Linked DNA regions of Homo sapiens: all the other regions are linked to region 1. Evidence: chromatin contacts called from ENCODE Hi-C or POLR2A ChIA-PET data. All regions are on one chromosome and are shown on one strand. Each heading gives the region's core, a stretch centred on a gene start or an enhancer-like site at or near the end of the contact. The rest is flanking DNA. Distances are from core to core; before and after follow the strand shown. Region 1 overlaps RPTOR (regulatory associated protein of MTOR complex 1). Region 2 overlaps RPTOR (regulatory associated protein of MTOR complex 1). Region 3 overlaps RPTOR (regulatory associated protein of MTOR complex 1). Region 4 overlaps RPTOR (regulatory associated protein of MTOR complex 1). Region 5 overlaps RPTOR (regulatory associated protein of MTOR complex 1). Region 6 has its middle 22 kb from the start of NPTX1. Region 7 overlaps RPTOR (regulatory associated protein of MTOR complex 1).

What was found. A loop is a pair of places that touch in the nucleus more often than their neighbours do. ChIA-PET counts read pairs that join two places held with the same protein, here RNA polymerase II (POLR2A). Pooled maps may share reads with other maps.
Region 2: a loop to region 1 is called in a map with no recorded cell type, with 9 times the contacts of the local background. The contact joins two enhancer-like sites. A Hi-C loop is called at or near these places in 1 of 168 maps with a recorded cell type or tissue (SK-MEL-5), 3 of 37 single-sample maps with no recorded cell type and 6 of 50 pooled maps. POLR2A ChIA-PET finds 5 or more read pairs at or near these places in 3 of 52 experiments (PC-9, activated CD4-positive, alpha-beta T cell and activated CD8-positive, alpha-beta memory T cell).
Region 3: a loop to region 1 is called in a pooled map, with 7 times the contacts of the local background. The contact joins two enhancer-like sites. A Hi-C loop is called at or near these places in 1 of 168 maps with a recorded cell type or tissue (PC-9), 3 of 37 single-sample maps with no recorded cell type and 8 of 50 pooled maps. POLR2A ChIA-PET finds 5 or more read pairs at or near these places in 3 of 52 experiments (CD4-positive, alpha-beta memory T cell, activated CD4-positive, alpha-beta T cell and activated CD8-positive, alpha-beta memory T cell).
Region 4: a loop to region 1 is called in a pooled map, with 4 times the contacts of the local background. The contact joins two enhancer-like sites. A Hi-C loop is called at or near these places in 2 of 37 single-sample maps with no recorded cell type and 8 of 50 pooled maps. POLR2A ChIA-PET finds 5 or more read pairs at or near these places in 3 of 52 experiments (PC-3, T-cell and activated CD4-positive, alpha-beta T cell).
Region 5: a loop to region 1 is called in a map of MCF 10A, with 2.5 times the contacts of the local background. The contact joins two enhancer-like sites. A Hi-C loop is called at or near these places in 1 of 168 maps with a recorded cell type or tissue (MCF 10A) and 8 of 50 pooled maps. POLR2A ChIA-PET finds 5 or more read pairs at or near these places in 2 of 52 experiments (Panc1 and activated naive CD4-positive, alpha-beta T cell).
Region 6: a pooled map shows a loop between it and region 1 (5-fold over the local background). The contact joins two enhancer-like sites. A Hi-C loop is called at or near these places in 2 of 50 pooled maps. POLR2A ChIA-PET finds 5 or more read pairs at or near these places in 5 of 52 experiments (AG04449, GM12878, H1 and 2 more).
Region 7: a pooled map shows a loop between it and region 1 (6-fold over the local background). The contact joins two enhancer-like sites. A Hi-C loop is called at or near these places in 6 of 37 single-sample maps with no recorded cell type and 7 of 50 pooled maps.

The regions. Positions count from the first base shown.
Region 1 is chr17:80,603,874-80,606,594 of GRCh38, reverse strand. The region is part of intron 1 of RPTOR (regulatory associated protein of MTOR complex 1); the gene reads right to left. Among named protein-coding and RNA genes, the nearest start is that of RPTOR, 60 kb to the right of the region's middle. Within about 2 kb of position 1,412, at least 2 of the 41 ENCODE cell types and tissues checked have a DNase peak (open chromatin) inside an H3K27ac peak, as active enhancers do; they include GM12878, where a contact is called at or near this core.
Region 2 is chr17:80,855,211-80,857,931 of GRCh38, reverse strand. It overlaps RPTOR (regulatory associated protein of MTOR complex 1), which reads right to left. Exons shown (of 34, transcript NM_020761.3): 12 at 2,385-2,468; 13 at 32-142. Among named protein-coding and RNA genes, the nearest start is that of CHMP6, 140 kb to the left of the region's middle. RefSeq lists enhancers at 1-395, 1,103-1,252, 396-1,326, 1,263-1,412, 1,149-1,443 and 3 more. Within about 2 kb of position 1,316, at least 15 of the 41 ENCODE cell types and tissues checked have a DNase peak (open chromatin) inside an H3K27ac peak, as active enhancers do.
Region 3 is chr17:80,831,876-80,834,596 of GRCh38, reverse strand. The region is part of intron 9 of RPTOR (regulatory associated protein of MTOR complex 1); the gene reads right to left. Among named protein-coding and RNA genes, the nearest start is that of CHMP6, 160 kb to the left of the region's middle. RefSeq lists enhancers at 1-433, 1,203-1,512, 1,979-2,721 and a silencer at 1,158-1,374. Within about 2 kb of position 1,321, at least 41 of the 41 ENCODE cell types and tissues checked have a DNase peak (open chromatin) inside an H3K27ac peak, as active enhancers do.
Region 4 is chr17:80,780,081-80,782,801 of GRCh38, reverse strand. All of the region lies in intron 6 of RPTOR (regulatory associated protein of MTOR complex 1), which reads right to left. Among named protein-coding and RNA genes, the nearest start is that of CHMP6, 210 kb to the left of the region's middle. RefSeq lists an enhancer at 2,113-2,312. Within about 2 kb of position 1,394, at least 19 of the 41 ENCODE cell types and tissues checked have a DNase peak (open chromatin) inside an H3K27ac peak, as active enhancers do.
Region 5 is chr17:80,759,246-80,761,966 of GRCh38, reverse strand. All of the region lies in intron 6 of RPTOR (regulatory associated protein of MTOR complex 1), which reads right to left. Among named protein-coding and RNA genes, the nearest start is that of RPTOR, 220 kb to the right of the region's middle. RefSeq lists enhancers at 389-438, 1-933. Within about 2 kb of position 1,351, at least 12 of the 41 ENCODE cell types and tissues checked have a DNase peak (open chromatin) inside an H3K27ac peak, as active enhancers do.
Region 6 is chr17:80,453,482-80,456,202 of GRCh38, reverse strand. No RefSeq gene overlaps it. Among named protein-coding and RNA genes, the nearest start is that of NPTX1, 22 kb to the left of the region's middle. RefSeq lists silencers at 1,020-1,279, 1,540-1,749 and an enhancer at 957-1,786. Within about 2 kb of position 1,307, at least 39 of the 41 ENCODE cell types and tissues checked have a DNase peak (open chromatin) inside an H3K27ac peak, as active enhancers do; they include GM12878, where a contact is called at or near this core.
Region 7 is chr17:80,736,085-80,738,805 of GRCh38, reverse strand. The region is part of intron 5 of RPTOR (regulatory associated protein of MTOR complex 1); the gene reads right to left. Among named protein-coding and RNA genes, the nearest start is that of RPTOR, 190 kb to the right of the region's middle. RefSeq lists enhancers at 1,262-1,311, 1,362-1,411. Within about 2 kb of position 1,250, at least 6 of the 41 ENCODE cell types and tissues checked have a DNase peak (open chromatin) inside an H3K27ac peak, as active enhancers do.

The sequences.
Region 1 (2,721 bases), core at 163-2,662:
AATCCTTAATCAACTGCTTCAATCAAGAAAAGGTAGGGTGGGAAAAAACTGTCAATCACTTTAAAAATTGCTACACAACTGCATTCATTTTTAAAGATCAGGTAAAAAATTTTCAAAAGCTAACGGAAACCTCCTAAAAAGTTTACTGGTACCAGGAGTTCCAGACCAGCCTGGGCAACATAACACTCATCTCTAAAAGAAACAAAAAATAAAAAAATTAGCAGGGCATGATAGACCACTCCTGGAGTCTCAGAAAGCCCTGTCTCAAAAAAAAAAAAAAAAAAAGGCCAGGCACCGTGGCTCATGCCTGTAATCCCAGCACTTTGGGAGGCCGAGGCGGGTGGATCACGAGGTCAGCAGATCGAGACCACCCTGGCTAACATGGTGAAACCCCGTCTCTACTGAAAATACAAAAATTAGCCGGACATGGTGGTGGGTTCCTGTAGTCCCAGCTACTTGGGAGGCTGAGGCAGGAGAACGGCGTGAACCCGGGAGGCGGAACTTGCAGTGAGCCCAGATCGCACCACTGCACTCCAGCCTGGGCGACAGAGCGAGACGCCATCTCAAAAAACAAAAACAAAAGTCTATTGGTAAGAGACACGCATAGAAAACACCACCACCACACTTGATTCACCTAGCACCTACCAACACCTCAAGCTTTACATAATGACTCACATTTCCAAAACCTAGATAATGAAGGACAATCAGATCCAGAGCTACACCAGTGCCCAAAGAGCAAATCCACCCTCCGTCTGACTCAGAGCTCCCTCTTACTGCACAGCTAGTCCGTGCCTGAGACATAACGGGCATTCGTCATGAGCAACTGAGCACAGATGGGTCTGTGACTGCCTCCCATGTGTCAGGCACTGTGCTGGGTGCTTTGCATTTTCAAATAACCTGGCAAGGTGTATATCACCAGCTCTATTTTACACCTAGGAACTGTAGCTCTGGAAGAGAAACGCCCAGGTGGTCTAGGCCTCACTGGTACCCAACTCTGTTTTGCAGCCGGTATGCCCCATTTGTGTTGATGATCACTAGATAAGAGACTTAAGACTATGCACTTCCTCTCGGCCATGGTCCAGAACTGAGACACGGTTTCCTCAACTCATCACGGACACAGTAACGGAAAAACCCTGCGCAGGCTCTCTAGCTCCCAGCAGTGCATTTTCACTGACTCTCACGTATCACCTGCTCTGTCACCCACCACCTCCCCACCTTCTTTTTTCTTAATGTAAAAGAAATAAAACCTGAGAGGTTATACACCTGCCATCACAAAGCCCCTCTCCCAGTAAAAGCAGGAGGATGAGAGCACATCCACTGCTGTCAGTCACTGCTCTCCTCAACACTGAGTTCAACGAAACAGCCTTTCTTCCTTCTTCACCCAGCTGAAAACTTAACTTTGAGAATTAGCAAAACTGCCCATAAGCCCCGAGCCCCAGGGCATCTGAGTGCTGGTGAAACATGGGCCATCCCACAGGACATGGATCGTCTTAACCGTCTTGGCCATACCTTACTCCAACCCATAAGAGAAAATCAGCCAGGTGTGGTGGCTCCCACCTATAATCCCAGCACTTTGGGAGGACGAGGCAAGAGGATCACATGAGCCCAGGAGCTAAAGACCAGCTGGGCAACATAATAAGACCCACCCTCTCAAAAAAAAAAGGGGAAAAAAAAAAAGATATGACTTGGCTCTGTGTTCTCATCTTGAATTGTAGCTCCCATAATTTCCACGTGTCGTGGGAGGGGCCTGGTGGGAGGTAATTGAATCGCGCGGATGGATCTTTCCTGTGCTGTTCTCATGATGGTGAATAAGTCTCACAAGATCTGATGTTTTTATAAAGGGGAGTTCCCCTACACAAGCTCTCTTGCCTGCCACCATGTGAGACGCGACTTTGCTCCTCATTCACCTTCTGCCATGATTGTGAGGCCTCCCCAGCCATGAGGAACTGTGATTCCATTAAACCTCTTTCCTTTATAAATTACCCTGTCTCTGGTATGTCTTTATTAGCGGCGTGAGAACAGACTAATACAGGAGGATTTTACCTTCTGGACCAACAGGGACAGCATCGTCAGCAACCCTGCTCCTGGAACAATTTTCTCCTGCTTCTCCTGTTCCATCAAAAGACTAACTCATTATTTTGTCCAAAGATACTATCTACATTTATGAAGACTGAGAAAGTTACTTTAACCACTTTTGTAATGCAAAGATATTTTATAGGTACTTAATATTTAATTGTAATTCAATGATGTTCTCACAGAAGTAACTCTGCCAGCATTCTGTATCTGCACAGCACATAAGCTCAGAAAAGTTCTGTTTCTATCCAAGTTAACATACAATTCTAATAAGTTTTTTCTTGCAACATACCTGCTACTTCCCCTTTGTGACTACAACTGTATTATACTTCAGCACTTGGTTGAAAATAGCTGATTGAAAGTGGTGATGTACATGTCAATATTCGCTTGTTTTCAGGTTTTTATTCCCCCGTCTGTGTTTGAGAGACATTAATCAGAAAGGAAAGGATAAGTTGGTATCTGTGCAGAAGAGGGTTAAGAAAGCAGGCCCCAGCAGCCCTCCTTTCAAAGCCCTGCTTACAGGGGTGGCCCGTGGCTGGGGTCTGCGGACTTGGATTTCTGGAGGATTCCCACCACCCTAACTAGTAAGTGGGGTTCGCTGTGCCTCAACTGTTTTCCAACAATATGGTTTATGCTGAATGCCTGCTT
Region 2 (2,721 bases), core at 67-2,566, 250 kb before region 1:
TCACTCTGGGGAGGAGGGCGGGGATACTCACGCTGTCCACTGCGAGGATCTTGGCCCAGATGAAAACGAGAAGTGGCCGCAGCTCTCGGGCCGAGCTCTGGAGCAGCTTCAGCACGTAGGGGAAGATGCCGACAGACAAGGCCTGGGGGCGAGGGAGGGCGTCAGCGCACCTGTGCCGCAGCAAGGGAACGGGCAGCAGCAGGGGTGCCACGCGGGACCAGCTGCGGTGCTATCTTCAGCACATATGGGAAACGCAACAGGAATGAATGGGCCTCACTTAAAGTAAAGAGGGGCTTCCTCCAGATTTATTCATCTCTGATTTATTCCTAGAAGCTGCCACATACTGCCAGCCTTGACTGGTGTCAAGAGACTGGAATGAATCGGGTGGCAGCTTTTCCTTGTGGAGGCGCAGGCTGCTTGCGCCTGGGGCCCTTGCCTGCCCTCAGTGGCCTCGTCTGCTCTTGGCAGCAGAGCATCAGGCACCTTCACTGTGTTGCTCACGTACGAGCCACGGCCACCTGTGACGGCACGGCCACCTCTCCGTGACGGCATGGCCACCTCTCCGTGACACCACGGCCACCTCTCCGTGACGGCACGGCCAGCTTGCTCAACACTCATGTTTGCACTTCAGATACACCTTGGGAGAAAGATGCCTGCCCTGGGAAAGGCAGGGAGGAGCGGGGGTTGCCCAGGGGCTCACTGGCGCCCAGTTCTGGCCATGTCATTCTCAGGGGACTCTCTGCCCTCAGAGGCAGGGGAGGGAGGGCGTGGAGGGCACTGCAGTGTGGAGGATGCCTGGCAAAGTACTGCTGCACTCCACAGCCAGGGGTTTCTGCTGTGTCCTTATCTCAAAGCTGCTGGAATTTCAAAGATATCCTAAAGGTATCACCTTCCAATAAGTGAGGTCCCCTGTAACCAAGACAGGAGGTGGTGGTGGGACCTAGGCCTGGGTCCCTTCCCTGTGAAAGGCCACATTTAACAAGGTATGAGCAGTTTCTCTGGTTCGGGTGGCTGGGCCCTCACCTGAGAGGCAAAATCTGTACCTGTAAAAATACCTCGTTTATCCAGCCTCGATTCATGTATTAGGCAAATTTCCAATGAGCAGAAGCTTAATTCTTTAAAGGGAAGAAACTGGTTTTAAAAAATTAACCTTAAAAATGAAACTCTTTCTAAACTGTTATGAATACATGCTTCCTGTCTTCTTAGAGTGCACGCAATACCACGCAGGCCTTTCCAGGATGACTAAGCGACACCACCACGCACACACCAAGTGACCGAGTCACGCCAGCCTTCCTCCGATGACTCAGGCCCTGACTCTGTTACAAGCTATTTGTGGCCTCAGGCACCTGGAGTGAAAATGGCCCAGTGGTGAGTGCTGAATGATTCTTCCAAGTTTTGGATGTTTTCTCTCGTCCTTCAGTGCTGGACTATCAATTACCACTCTTTGTCAACATTATCTGATGAAAATACTTAAATACACCAAACCCAGGTACTCACCACCCAGCTAGTGACAGCGGTTCCGCACCCACCGCCCCACCGCACCGCTCCCAAGCACAGTAAATTAAGGCTCATATGTCATGTGATTTCATTGGTGAATATTCAGTGTCTATCTCTAAAAAATTAGGTCTCTTTTATAAAAACATGATCCAGTTACCACACCCAAGAAAAACGAACAATGATTCTTGAATAACATAAATCCAGCACCTGTAAAATTTCTAATTGTTTTATGAGTATTCATTTTTGGAACTTCAACAGAACCAAGTAAGGTTTACTGTACATGGCAGCTGGCCATAGGTCTCTCGAGTTTCCTTGACTCTGTGGTTCCCTCTCAGCCTCCTTTTACTTTCCCTGTGAGTTATTTGTTAAACGCACGTCGCTTCTTGATCCTGCCTCTGCCAGGGTGTTTTTAGTGGCCATTACTACTCTGCTATAGAATGAGGAACCAGAAGAGCGTTTCCGAATTGTGCCTGCCATGATGGTGAGCAGACAGTGCTGAGGATCCAGACTCCTCCTGGGGGAAGCAGCACCACGAGGTGGGTGCTGCGTCAGGCTCAGGGGCGCCCTGCTCCTCCGCAGCGCTGGGGGCGGCTCAGGAAAAGGTGACCGGCCGACAACACACTCACTCCTATGTCTAACATCAGACATAAAGAGGGGCGACAACCCCAGACCCCCAAACGCCAGGCAGCACTGCAGGCTGCACGGGTACAGAGTGGGCTCCTTGAGGGCCTCAGGAGTGACAGGACACCAACACGGTGGACACACTCGCCCTGGGTCTCACGGCTGGGGGTGGCTCTGGATCATGAAATACGTGCACAGACTGAAACACGGAGCCTAATCTCTGTCCCACCTCCCTCAGCCCCCAGGTTAATGCGGAAGGCACGCACCAGGCTCACTGCCCAGGGACCCAGGTCCAAAAATCTTCCAAGCAAGTCCAATGCTCTCAGCCGGTGCACTTGGCTTAACAGCACCTGGAAGAACAAGAAGAAAATGGTATCACTGCAAACCATACTGGTGTGCAACCCCGAAACGCTGCTGCATGAGCTGCCAGCTTTGGAGCGGTCTGACCACAGTTCAGATCTGTCTGCTGCTTCAGTTACCTAGAGCTGGTGCTCCTTTCCTTACAAGTTCATGCTTTTAGACAGGTGAAGAAAACACGCTTTATGCCTTTATTACACAGATAAAAGATGCTCAATGTAGAAAATACTAGAACAAACATGCTTT
Region 3 (2,721 bases), core at 72-2,571, 230 kb before region 1:
TCCTAAAAGGCTGGGGGCCCACTTGGATCCAGCCCCGGGGTGGGAGGCGGGGACTGACCCAGCTCCACATTTCAGACCAGAAAAGCAGCCCCAGATGGTTCTGGTTTCACTGATGCACAGAGGCTCAGGAGGCTGCGGGGATGACACAAAGCCCAGGAGGAAGGGCTGTGGCTCGGCGCCCAGACGATGCACGGAGGCTGCTCGGGGCCGTCCGGCTACCCAGGGCTGTGGACTCGAGGCAGAGCTGTCTACATGAGAGGAGGAAAATAACTTTGTTCAAGTACTAATGAGAAGAAAGGATGTAAAAGAACGCCTACAAACCGCTGAAAGACAAGCGCTGGAACCCGATTATCAGCACACAGTGAAGCGGCCCTGAACCTCAAGCCACAGCTCGGCCTGGGCCCGAAGGACAGCCCCACTCAGAGCAAGGCAGGGAAGACGGAGGTACTGGGAGGAGCTTGCACCCTGGCACCGCCTGCTGAGCAAGCCAGAGGCCCTCTCGGGGCCGTGGGTGGTTTATTTATTTATTTATTTAACCAAATTACAGGGCCAGATTACCCATTAAATTCTAAAATCGCATGGCAACCTTTTGTTTTGTTTTGTTTTTTGAGACGGAGTCTCACTCTGTCACCTATGCTGGAGCGCAGTGGTGCGATCTTGGCTCACTGCAACCTCCGCCTCCCGGGTTCAAGTGATTCTCCTGCCTCGGTCTCCTGAGTAGCTGGGATTACAGGAATGTGCCACACGCCTGGCTAATTTTTGTATTTTTAGTAGAGACGGGGTTTCACCATGTTGGTCAGGCGGGTCTCGAACTCCTGACCTCAGGTGATCTGCCTGCCGTGGCCTCCCAAAGTGCTGGGATTACAGGCGTGAGCCATTGCACCCGGCCTGCACGGCAACCTTTTAAACAGCAGAACAACGGTATTCTCTAATGAACATTTATCTGTTGATTAAAACTGGCTGCATTTTCTACGGTAAAATCAACACACACTTGCAGCTCTAATTTGGGATTCCCAGCTAAAGACAAGTGGGAAAGTGGGTCCTACGTACACACGAGAGGCCATGGTGGTGGGCTTCGGCGGCAGCAGCCAGCCCTGTGAGGTTTGGCAGCACACGACAGCAGAAGGTGGGAGGGGACCGGGAAGGTGTCTGGATTAGCACTTCCCACAGCCTGCGATCAAGCTGCCTGGAGAAGCAGGGCTGGAGTGCTGGAGTGCAGATCTGAGGGGAGGAGGCTGTGATTAGCTGTGACCAGCTCATCTGCATCGTGGGCTCCTCCCCCCCAGCAGCTGGGGGCAGAGGGACTTTCTAAGCTGTTGGCTGTTCTGATGAGTCACTCGCCTGGAAAACATGTCATCCAGGCAAGAGCTGGGTTTTCAGGAAACAGCCCTGAGATGGCGGGTGCCCAGGAGGTGGGCTGGAGGAAAACCGTCCAAGTCCAAGTCCGCACAGCCTCCATCTGCGCTGATCAGTCAGAGCGCGCCCGCCCCGGGAACGGAAAGCACGGGTTATTACCGCAGAGAAACGCAGGGTTTCAGGACCCCTGAAATTGAAAGTGAAGGAGAATGACTCCCCGGTGACTTTGCATCAAACATTAAACAGAAAGCCGGCTCTGAGTATTCATTACTGCCGCGGCCTGAAGCAAAGTGTAAATGCAGATGACTTCATGTTTTAACCTCAATGTTTGTTAGGCTTTGTTCCCTCTTTCCTCTTGCTAAAAATTCAACCTCTCCATCACCACCCAAGGAGTATAATAGCTAGATTGTACATTATTTATTCCAAATGCTCTTTTCTGCTATCTTTCCTGTGTGCTCCCTGGGGATGTACACACTTTGGTCTATTGATGAGGGGAGGAGAGAGCTCTGGGCATTGTTTTCGTGGCAGACAGCCCTGCAGAGCCCCCGGTGATGCTCCCATGGTGAGGAGCCCACCTCCACAGCAGCTCAGTCCTCAGTTGCAGTTGGCAAAATCTAGTAACAGAGGAGAGCACGATTCTGTTTCTGAGCCGAATGTTCTCCGTCTGAGCGTCTGAAACCACTCCTCACTCCTTTGTGCCTCCCTCCCTGCCCTTGTTAAGGAACAGCATTGGAGCTGGGACATGCCACTCAAGGTGGAGGCCACATTCCCTCCCTCCCTGGATGAGGCTGGACCAGACACTGCCACAGGACAGGGGGGCGATGGGCATGTGAGCTCCAAGTCTGTCCCCCAGGCCTGAGCTGCCTCGTCCACTCCTCGCGGCCTTCCCACCTGCGGGAATGTTGCTCCAGTGGCCAGCACGAGCTTCCACGGGGGATGGAAGCCTCCAAGACAGGAGCCGCCTGCACCCTGACACCTGGGGCCACGGCAGCCTATGCTGCCTATGCTCACACATGCCCATTTGTAAAGCCCCTGGATCACGGGTTCCCAATGAATGGGTGTTTCAACTAGTACACCTAACTACCTCCAGGGAGAAAGGCAAACCATTCAATGGAGTTTTTCCACACTAACCCAGCCGGTGTCTCAAGAGCGGTGTTGGCTGCATGCCCTCCGTATCCACCTGGCTCAAGCCCTTATAGCCAGGCACCAACATCTTCCTCATCTCTGGCTCAGCATAAAGGCCCTCCACAATCAAGACCAGTACCAAGTCTGTGTGGTTACGCCTCCCTAAATCTGCAACATGGTAACATGGTGGAATGGACTGGCTTCTTGTTAAATTTTACTGTGTGCACAGTGATACACAGG
Region 4 (2,721 bases), core at 145-2,644, 180 kb before region 1:
TAATACTCAGGCTGCCTGAAGGAAGCCAAGCTGTCAGGAAGTGGGACAGCCACAGAGGACTGGAGTTTCTCACGTGAAAATGCCTGCAGAACTCTGGTCCTCTCACCCCGTGACCCCTTGAGAGCCAGGGCTGCTCGGTTCTAATTCAGTACAGGGCTTCCACGACTGCGGTGCTGAGGAACAGCTATGGGGCAACGGCTGGGGCTGAGATCCCCGGAAACCAAGGTGTTCCAGGATCAAGGGAAAACAGTGCCTGATGGCTGCAAGAGGCATTAGTTTCCCGCTAAATACACCGTTTATTTTCACATGCGACTGCTGGGTCCTCACCTATTCTTATTCTTGTCGGGGATGTAGAATGGCTTTGTGGCAAACCCATAAAACTCAGTTCTTTAAAAAAAAATAAAAATAAAAAAATAAATAAATAAAGTGATTCTTTTAAATTACAAAGAACCAATACTTAAATGACCCACCATTATATCTTTCCTGCCATCTGACTTGTTCTTTCTATATAAAGAAGCCATGCCCTTGACCCAGAGCCTTCCCCTACATCCCAGAGTCCACCGTGTCAATTTCCACGTGTGTTCACAGGGTGGAGGAATCACTGGCCAGCCAGAAACCAGCCGCTGCCTCTGCAAACAGGGACAGGAGGGCTCAGCACTTACTACTCAGTGACAACCCCCGAAGAGCTGACCCTATGTGAAACACAGGCCAGCGATACCCTGGGGGAACGGTGCTGCTGTAGGCTCCAGGGCCGCCTCGCGCAGATCATTTAAGAATCAGTCAATCCCCGTGACAGGGACAAAACCGAGGTGGCTCCAGAGCTCTGACATGGCTGCACGCCTGGTGACCCAAAGCCAAGCCCTGACTCTCTTCCAAAGTACAAGTGAGAGAAGAGATCAGCTAGAAGGAGGTCTAAACTGGGCTGGAGACCAAGATAAGCCACGCACAATCATAGCCCCTTCTGCAACCCAAAGACGCAAACAAAAGTCCCTCCAGCGCAGTGCAGGGGCTTTGCTGGAATAACGCAGACATTAATTTCTCTTGCCTTCCCATAGCAATAGGTCTCTCCCTATAAGGAGGTTTCTGAAAGCTAGAGTTGGGATCGAAATTTAGTCAAATGGGCGATCCAAGCCCAGTGTATTTAGATTCTATCTCAGGCGAGGTTTTACTCCAAGTCTTGAAGAAACTGCCAAACGTCTCAGCTGCTGCAGAGGCCCCACGCGAGACAGCGTGGCAAAATGTACTCTTAAAAATATCCACAAGAAGGGGCCCTTTTTGAGTAAGTTCTGTGTATTTTAGACTTGGGAAATTCTTCCTATTAAAAATTTTGGAACCTTTTCCTGAGTTCCTTTTCGGCAGCACCAGGCCTAGCTCGTTGGTACCCTCCGGGAAGAAGGGAACCGCAGGGCGGCCACGGGGAGGAAGTGTTGTCTTGGGGTGGCAGCCACGAGCTGACCCTACGATGAGGGAACCGAAGGCAAAGCTGAAGATTCTATTTGCCAATTTAAAAAATCCCTCTAAGTTATCTTGTCAGTTAAAAAAATTAATTAAAACAAAAAACTGAAATGCACAGTCCTCCATCTGCCTAAGTCCTCACCCTTCCTCCTAGCTCAGGCCACCCGGCAATGTCACCGGAGGATCTGAGAAAGATTTAGACTATGGGCACAATTATCACCCTCCCCGCTTAGATGTGTGTTATTATCCTTCCTGCCCTGGAGGGGAGACAGTTGAGGTTCAGAAGGTTCTGAAACTCACCCCCAGCTACCCTGCTGGCTAAGTGGCTGGGCATAAGAACCCTCCTCTGCACCCAAAGACCACAGTGGGCTGAGGCAACAGGATCCTGGTGCATCTCAGCCACATAAAAAATCACACACAAGTGTGTACCCCTGACAACTGAGAGCGCACGCTCAATGCACTGACTCAAACTCAATTAGGGAAATCAGGAAGAAAAGAGGAAAACAGAGTAAGGTGAAAGCTCATAAAAAGAAAGGGAGCCGGAGGGGCTGTGTGAGTGAGGCCCCCCGGGGGGAGGGTGAGGGGGGAAGGGAGCTGCAGGATCCACCCTGCCACAGGCTAAGAAGGAACTTCCTCTGTGACTCTTACGACTCACCTGACGTGTGTGCAAATTCCTAATATGTAAAATAAAGACAATCTAAAAATAGCATAAACGGCAAAAATGAAAAGTATACGTATCACAGGTCACGGTTCCGCTCTGACTGGACAACATCCGCCTACAGCAGCCCTGCCGAGATGTCCTCCACTAATCCCCTTCTAGCCCGGACCGCCTCTGAGGGTCAGAGGGTGTCAGCAACTGTTTTTCAGGACAGATGAGTTCAGAATCAGGGCTAGAAACAAACCACCGTCTATCCAGTTGTCTTCCTAAGCATTTAAACCGTGGTGGTTTCTGCACCCAATATGTAAAGTTAAACAGACTTCGTGTACATCCCTGTCTCTCGCTGGACCCCTCCCTCCTACCAACTGAACTCTCCCTTTCCGCTCTTCTCCACCGACGGCTCCAGTTGTACTTAGGGAAGCTGACGTGCCCAGAACACCATTCTGGAAGTCATTGCACAACAGCATTTCAGCTTCTTGTGATTGCGACATTTATCAATTAAGTCGTCTGATAAGAACCAGACTTTTGATCCAGCTGCTTTATGGGCCGTGTGTCTGTGCCCATTAACTTAATAGAAGCAGATGGACACGATGAGAACACCGCTGGCT
Region 5 (2,721 bases), core at 102-2,601, 160 kb before region 1:
TTCTCCAGACGCAAATTCCAAATTAAACTTGCCTACGACTAAGGTCTAAGATACAGAGTGGGATACTACAAAAGAGCATTTTATTCAATAATGTGTCCCGGTTACTTCACCCTCTGGGAGGACCAGTGAGCTCCTCTCCCTTCGCACATATGCAGGAAGACAAAGTCATCGGACTGTTGTTGAAAGGAAGCGGCAAAAGACCCGAGAGCACTGAACGGGCAGAAGAAAGTGTGTTCTCTGGCAAAGCAGATGTATTTTAGAAGACTCCTTGGAGAACACATGGTTAACTCTATCATCAAAACCACAAGAATTTATGTTTCTAAAGGTAATTCTGAATGATTCTTGGTTGAGTCATCAGGAAAAAATACGAAGCAAATGTCACAGCAAATGTCTGAAATGAGACAGGCACTGCAAACCACTTAGCCTGGCCAGACAGAGCCACGCTGAGCCTCCACCCAACCTGCGCGCCAGGAAACCCATGCATCTTCCGTCTCCTGCGGGCAATGCAGGAGCGAAACTTTCCACGCTGACAAATACACGTTAATGCTCTATCATTAACATTTATAGTCCTGGAAATCCTTCAACTTAATTGAAAGAAAGGAAGTAAGTTTTTTGACCTCTATTCAATCCAAAATAATGTTTATCATTTTCATTAATAGACAATACTAGTGCATGCAGCACAGTGCAATAGACATCAATCTGTTTTATAGCAAGTCCCACAGCAAATGAAGTCCCACTGGGTTATAATTTTCAGTAGTATACAAATAGACGCGTAATAAATCTAAAATGATATTATGCCACTCAATCAAAGAAGTAGAAAACAGCCAAGGGAAAAAATATATTTTGGATTCTTACAGTGTATTGATGTATATGGTGAGTAAGATAATCATTTATGTGGAAAGTAATGTCATTGCTCATTTTGGAATTATTGAAATCAGTTTCCAAAAATGAAAAAGACAGGCAAAAATGAAAAAAAATTAGAGAACAATGTCTTCCAACAAGTTCATCATCAAATAAGATTCATAAATACGCTTGCCACCAAGTACACATGTACACATTTTGTCCAAATGAAGCAAAGCTGTATGTTGTTTACCCAGCACACCGCATTCTGTAGCAGCTGTGCCAGCATAATGAGGGCAGCGTGCTTAGAAACCGTTTCTCTTATTTACATAGTAAAGGGAGGGAGGGAGGGAATCCACCTTCCCGAGCATCGCCCTTCTCCAGGTCACCTGCAGACCGGCAGACACGCACAGCCGTCATCTGCAGCCCAATCCTAGTTCCCTTTTCTGGAGCAGGAAGTGCCAAGCTATAGCTCCTGGGCCAAATCTGGCCAACTGCCTGTTTCCTTAAAGAAAGCTTGACTGAGGCTGGGTGCGGTGGCTCGTGCCTGTAATCTCAGCACTTTGGAAGGCTGAGGCGGGCGGATCACCTGAGGTCAGGAGTTTGATGCCAGCCTGGCCAACATGGTAAAATCTCATCTCTACTAAAAATACAAAAATTAGCCAGGCGTGGTGGTGGGCACCTGTAATCCCAGCTACTCGGGAGGCTGAGGCAGGAGAATCGCTTGAACCGAGGAGGTGGAGGTTGCAGTGAGCCGAGATCACGCCACTGCACTCCAGCCTGGGCAACAGTGAGACTCGGTCTCAAAAAAAAAAAAAAGAAAAAAGAAAAAAGAAAGCTCGACTGGAACACAGCCATGCTCATTTGTTTATATATTGCCTGTGGCTCTTTCGTGCTGCAACAGCAGACTTGGGACTGTGTGGCCCGAAAAGCCTAACCCAAGTGCGTCTGCCCCTTCACAGAACCAGGTCTGCCGACTCCCATCAGAGTGCCAGGCTGAACCTTCCCACCCGCATACTCCTGGCGCCTAAATCCCAAAGCCCTACGCTCCGGCTAAATAAAACATGGAACTTCAACATAGTGAAATATAAAATGATACTTACTAAGAGTCTCTAATGATCTAGGGCAGGGAACTCTAGTATAATGCGAAGGGTTAAGGATATGAAATCGTAAATTCTGTCCACTTACATCAGTGCAAAATGTACATGCACAGAAAAAAGACCAACAGGCAATACATCAAAAAGTGAACACTAGTTGTCCTTAGATGGTAAAATCTTGGATGATTTTTTTCTACTTTTAACTTTTTAGTAATTTTCTGAAAAGAATGTATCTTTCATTTTTAATTAGAAAAATTGACTTTTCAAAATGAAAAAATAAAACTAAAACCCTAAAAACATACGTAATTACTGTCTGACAAACTATCTCACTCTTCCATTAAAAAAAAAAACCCTGGTGGTTTTTAACTTAGCTCACACAAAACTACACATTTCACTTGATAATTCTTTAATGAATATAGTCCATTACCACTCACAGGCCATAGACACCTAGCAAAATGTCATGTTCAACCTAATTTCAGCACTTCAATATGGGAGAAAGCAGTTTATTGTAAAAGAGCCGCCACCTGAGACACCGCTCAATTGTTCCAGGCAGTGGTTATCTGATGACCACTGTCTGCCACTGTGGCATATTGATTTCAAAGTCCCTCTTATGGTAACTGTATCAGTTTGTTTTTCACTGCACTTCCTACTAAATGCTTACTTTTAAAAATCTGACTATGTCCTAACTCCTACAAGGATTTCAGGGGCTACTGGGATGACACATCATGCCTTGGTAGAGAGAAAGCACATTCCCTACTCAGAGGGCAGGCACCCATTTTAGAAA
Region 6 (2,721 bases), core at 58-2,557, 150 kb after region 1:
CCCTGCACTAGCAGGCCCCTCAGGCCTCATGGGGACACTCTTCCCCAACCCCCTACCTCACCCCCTCACCCCTCACCTAGAAGGAGGTCAGAAGAATTTGGTGCCATGGAAAGGAACATGGGGCATGGAGCACTTGAGGACACTCCCGGGACCCCCTCTGCAGGGGAAGGTGGAGCTCTGGGGCCAGAGGCTATGAGAGCACCAGCCAGCTCAGTGCACATTTGTCTGAGTCCGGAGTCCCAGTGCTGCTGTGAATGCGCTGAAGGGGTGAGGCAGGGATGGGGTGTTAGGGAGGAAAGAGAACTCTTTGTGAGTCACATTTCAGACGCCTCCATTCCCATTCATACATTAGGGTCTGTGGGGGACTGGGGCACATCAATATATTGTTAGAGAAAAAATGTATATGCAATATAAATGCATTAAGAAAAAAAAACACCCGAAGAAACGATTCTGACATGTTAATAGTGGTTCTATGTGGCAGTGGGATCGAGGATTTTTATACCGTACTTTCATATGTTTTCCAAATTTTCTACACCAAGCACGTGTTAGTTACGTAATTTAAAACTTATTTATTTTTAAACCAAATTCTCCAGCCAACTGTGCTTTTCCCCAGTTGCAGTAACTTTCCTTTCAGTCAGGTTTCTGGGTGAATCCAAAGAACAAGGCGGCCTCTCAAGCCCACATCATGTCACGTTCATATTTTCATTCTTCCTTCGTTGGGCCGGCTCTGCGGAGGCCGAGCGCTGGGGCTGGGGCGAGAACGGTGTCCCTGTCGTCAGGGAGTTTCCAGCTAGTGGCCTTCTCCCGCTTCTCAACCCATCCCCTCCCCTGTCCGCCGAGGTCGGGCTCTGACGGGAGCGGGCCGCCCTCCGTCTGATAGGTGCGGTCTGGGGAACTTGAGCTGCCCAGTCTCCCTCCTTCTTTCCCCTGCTGCAGACCCCAACTCTGAGCTTGGGGGACAGGGAGGCCGAAAGGGCCCTGTTAAACGCTGGGTGCTGGGAAGCCGCCCCCTCCAGGGAGCCCTCAGGACCTCAGGCCAGGGCTGGAAGCGAGAGGAGGCCGGAGCCCAGGGAAAACGGGCGACCGGGGGCGGCGCGCGTGTCAGTAAGGAGCCAGGCGGCGGGGACGGAAGCTCCGGGAGGGCGGCGGGCCGGGGCGGGTGTCAGAAGGCTCCGATTGGGCCTTCTGCGGCCCTGCTTCCCCCGCCCCCGAACCCCCCAAAAGCTGCGGGCAGCGGCAGGGCGCCTGCGACACAGGGGCGCGCCGCGCGGGACCTGAGGAAAAGCTACGGCCAAGCCCCGAGCACAGGCGCGCCGCCGCGCTGGCTCCGGGAACGCGGACGCACGGCGGGGCTGCCACAGCAACGCAGACAGGAGCGCGGCGACTGGCGGAACCGCGGAGAGGCGGGACTCAGGAGGCGTCTCGCGAGAGTTAGGCTTCGCGGGCTTCCGGCCGGTGCCGGCCGCGGGGGCCGACGGGGTTAGGCTTCCGGCGTGGGTTGTGTGGCCTCTCCCAGCTCCACGCGTTTCTGGGCGCCGGGCACTAGGCGAGCCGGCCGGGCTGGCGCGAGGCCGCAGGCGGGAAGAGTCCCCGGGGTCGGCCCCGAAGCGGCTCTGGAGGCAGTAGCCGGGGACGCCGAGGTCAGGGAGGAGGCGGATCCGAGCGCGGTCCCGCAGGGCCCTGTCCGTTCTTCCGCCTCGGCCGGTCCCGTCAGGCCGCCTTTAAATGCCCGGCGCCTCGCACCTGCTAACAAAACGAGCTCCTGCTGTTCCCCAGCTCCGTAAATGGTGCCCCTGGCCCTCCCCAGTTCTCAGGCAGAGCCTTGGCGGCCTCCCTGACCCCTAACACCCCGCATCCAGCCCGGCAGTACATCCTGTTGGCTGTGCCTTCGAAATTTCCCCAGACCTGACCTCTTCTCCCACCTCTGCCACCACCCTGCTCCGAGCCGTCTTTTCCCGCCGAGATGACTGTAGTAGCGTCTCAGCTGGGTCTCCCCGCTTCCACCTTCCCCTCCTGAGTCTCCTCAACACAGGAGCCAGAGCGATCTCGGAAAGTACAGGAGGTCATGCCCCAGTGTGGTTCCCCTTTCCTGGGTTTAAGTCAAGGTCCTCACCGTGCCTGCCGGCCTCCCGGGTCTCTGCGCGGTGGACTCTGGACCTCCCTGCCCCGTCCTGCCTCAGGGCCTTTGCACCTGCTGTTACCGCGGCCTGGAACGCTCCTCCCCTGAAACCCTGTGACTCCCACTTAGTGAGGCGACCACCTGTTGAAAACCGTGCCCCCTTCCTATACAGATGCTCCTGTCATATGGGGTTAGATTCCCCATCAACCCATCATAGGTTAAAGCATTGTAAGGCAATTTACGGTAGGTTTATCCGGATGTAACCCCATCTGTAAGCGGAGGAGTATACTGAATGTGTATGGCGTTTGTACCATGGCAAAGCCAAAATGTAAGTCAAACTCGAAGTCCAGGACGGTCTGTGGCCTGTACTCCCTTGCTTTCCCTCCCCGGCTCTTAGCGCCATCCAGCATCGTTGATAATGTAATTTGATGTGTATTGTCTGAAAGCACCAAGACGGCAGAGTTTCTCTCTTATCCAGATCACAGTGTGTGCTCAGTAAACACTAGACTGAGGGGGTGTATGAGAGGTCTTTTTTTCCTCTCTCCTTCCTCAGGAATGGGTGAAGATGAAGTCCTGTAAGGCAGGAGCTGGATCAAAGAAAT
Region 7 (2,721 bases), core at 1-2,500, 130 kb before region 1:
GGTAGTTTATTCAAATATGTATTTATCAAGCCAAATCTATAGATCCTTCCTGAGCATCAATTTAACGTGAGGCATTCTTGACAGGTTTACATAACAAATGTAAAGTAAGCTTATGACAGTAGAAGAGAGGCTACAAGACAACACATGATTGTCAAGGCCGCTGTGTAGGAGATTGCCGTATGTGGTCAGCCAAGGAAGATTTCAGGCTGGGGGAAGCATTTGTGAAGAAAGGGGAACTTCAGTTGCACCCTGGAAGCTGCCTGTGCTAATGACACGTGTCTGTGAAATTCATTTAAGGTCATCAGCGGTAAGGGTTCTTAAATTTTTTATGCAGAGAAATCACTTTTCTTTTTACTGAAGCCTCCAAATTCTAGGACTCGGAGTTACGAAAGGTGCCAACAAAAAAGACCTTTATCTCCCCGTGCAAACCACAGAAAGGGATGGTGCATGGGCACAGAGAAGCAGCAAAAGCTTTGGCGGCCACATTCAGCTCAGCTGCGCAGACTAAAGATGGATGAAACGGCACAAATGTCCCACCAACTGTGAAATGTCACACAAACCAAAGGCGAGGGTGTCCACAGGCTGAGGCCTGCCAGGTACACGGGGCCGGGCTGGGCATCTCCTGCTGCCTGCTCCCCCTGGGGCTGCCCTCCCAGCACCCACTGGCAGGCGTGGACCTCATCCTCCATGGGCCTGTGTTTCCCCCCATTTCTCCCGTGACCTATTTCCTTTCTGGTTGGCAAGTCAGCTCGCCAGCCCACTCCAAGGGCCAGCCCTGCCCCCCCACCCTCTTAACCTCTCACAGTGGCTTCATTCTCCCCAGCGGGGCTTTGGGGATGGCCGTTCTGTGGATTCCAATTAAAGGGGTTTCTACTGTATGTTTTGGACGAACTCCCCTTCTGCTATAGACAGTGGAAATGGCAGCATTTCTGCTAAATGAAAAATGCACTTCTCCTTGGTCATTGTGGTGGTGGTGGAGTGAGTGTGGCGGGGGGGCGGGGGAGAAAAAGAGAGAGAAAGAATGAATATATGTGCTTCAACTATATTACACATTTCTTAACACCAGGGAGCAGATATTCTAATGTTTTGAAAACCTTCACAAGTATGGGTTCTTACAGCTTACTATAAATAAAGTATAAGGTACGCAAAACTGACTTTGGCCAACTTTTGTTAAAAAAGAGGAACTGAAAGTGTCCAGAGCACATGCAGAGAAGGGAAGTGGAAGGCAGCCCCCATGCCCAAGCCTGGAGTGGTGCGGGCTGGAAGGCACAGATTACCTGAAGACCTGCCATCAGGACAGCCGGCGTCTCACCTGTGTGCCTGAAGCCAGGTGTTCTGCAATGATCCTCCACCACCGCCCCCCTGCCGGAAAGCACTCAGGCTGGTGGTGGGTTTTTTTCCTCTAAAGAGAGTTACTGACATATCTGGGGAAAATTAAAGGCAGCTGGTGTAGTCATTTAGAGCCCAGAGAAATAAAGACCTCGGCATGGGGGCATCCATGAGTCCCCAGCGCAGCAGCCAGCGCCCCCTACTTCCCATCGAGCAAGGCCCTCTAGCCAACGCCTCCTGTCACAGACACGCAGTGATGGGCAGCTTCTCTTCATTCTTAAATATGACAAACAATAAAATCACCACATACCTCCAGTATGACAGAGAATAATCTAAATTAACCAAAGGAAAAAAAATTATGCTGGAGGAAACAGAGACAACTTAGAAAAGGGGAAAGCATCTTCTTCAAACCTAAAAATTAATATCACTTGAAAATTAATAAAGTTGTGACCTAACACATGTCAGCTCACGTCCCTACTGCCTACAAATGACAAAACTATGAGATTACAGGGGAAAGCACTTATGAAAATCATTGCTTGAAAGAGAAATACAGGCGAGCCTGAGCTCCTGTGGAATCGGCACCGCAGATCCCTCCTCTGAATCACAAATGCCATGACGACGGTGAGTCCGTGGAGAAGATTTGCAAACTCACACACACAAATTCCAATTTAGGAAACAGTGATTAAGAAACACACCTGTTGAGAGGTACCCAAAGAACTAACTGATGGTATTCAGCAATCACTACAACCACAACCTTCAGCAGGAGAACTGCCTTTTGCTGCAGAATTCCATGCCAGCCAAGCAGTGTGCCTGTCTACAAGAGTAGCAAAGAAATGAAGAAGATTTCAGAACATGAGTACTTTAGATCTGTGAGATATGCATTTAATATTTTTGAGGAAACTTGAAGATTCTAGACGTTAGTCATTTTTGGCAGAATTACAATATTTATTTGACATAAAATTTAGCTACGGGGATCAGTGCAGGAGGCCAATGTATCACCTATCAGTTTAAGTATAGGTTTTCACATTGGTAGGGGCGGGGGGCGGTTAAGTCACTGCAGCCTTGGGGAGGCTGTGGACCCAAGCAAGCTTCTCGCTGTGGCAGTGAGTGACCGTCGGACAGGTTTCTGTGCTTTGGGAGTGTACTGCTACAGGTGGCAGGACTGGACCACACAATTGTGTTTAGAGACACCACACAAACACGAGTTACTCGGAAGCATCCTGAGAAAAGCCTTGCAGAGTGCGGGGGAATAGTGGAGAAGTGAATTGTGCCCATGATCCATGGGCTGAACTTTTTTTTTTTTTAAGAGATGGGGTCTCACTCTATTGCCTAGGCTGAGGTGCAGTGGCACAATCACGGCTCACTGCAGCCTCCAGCTCTGAGCTCAAGCGA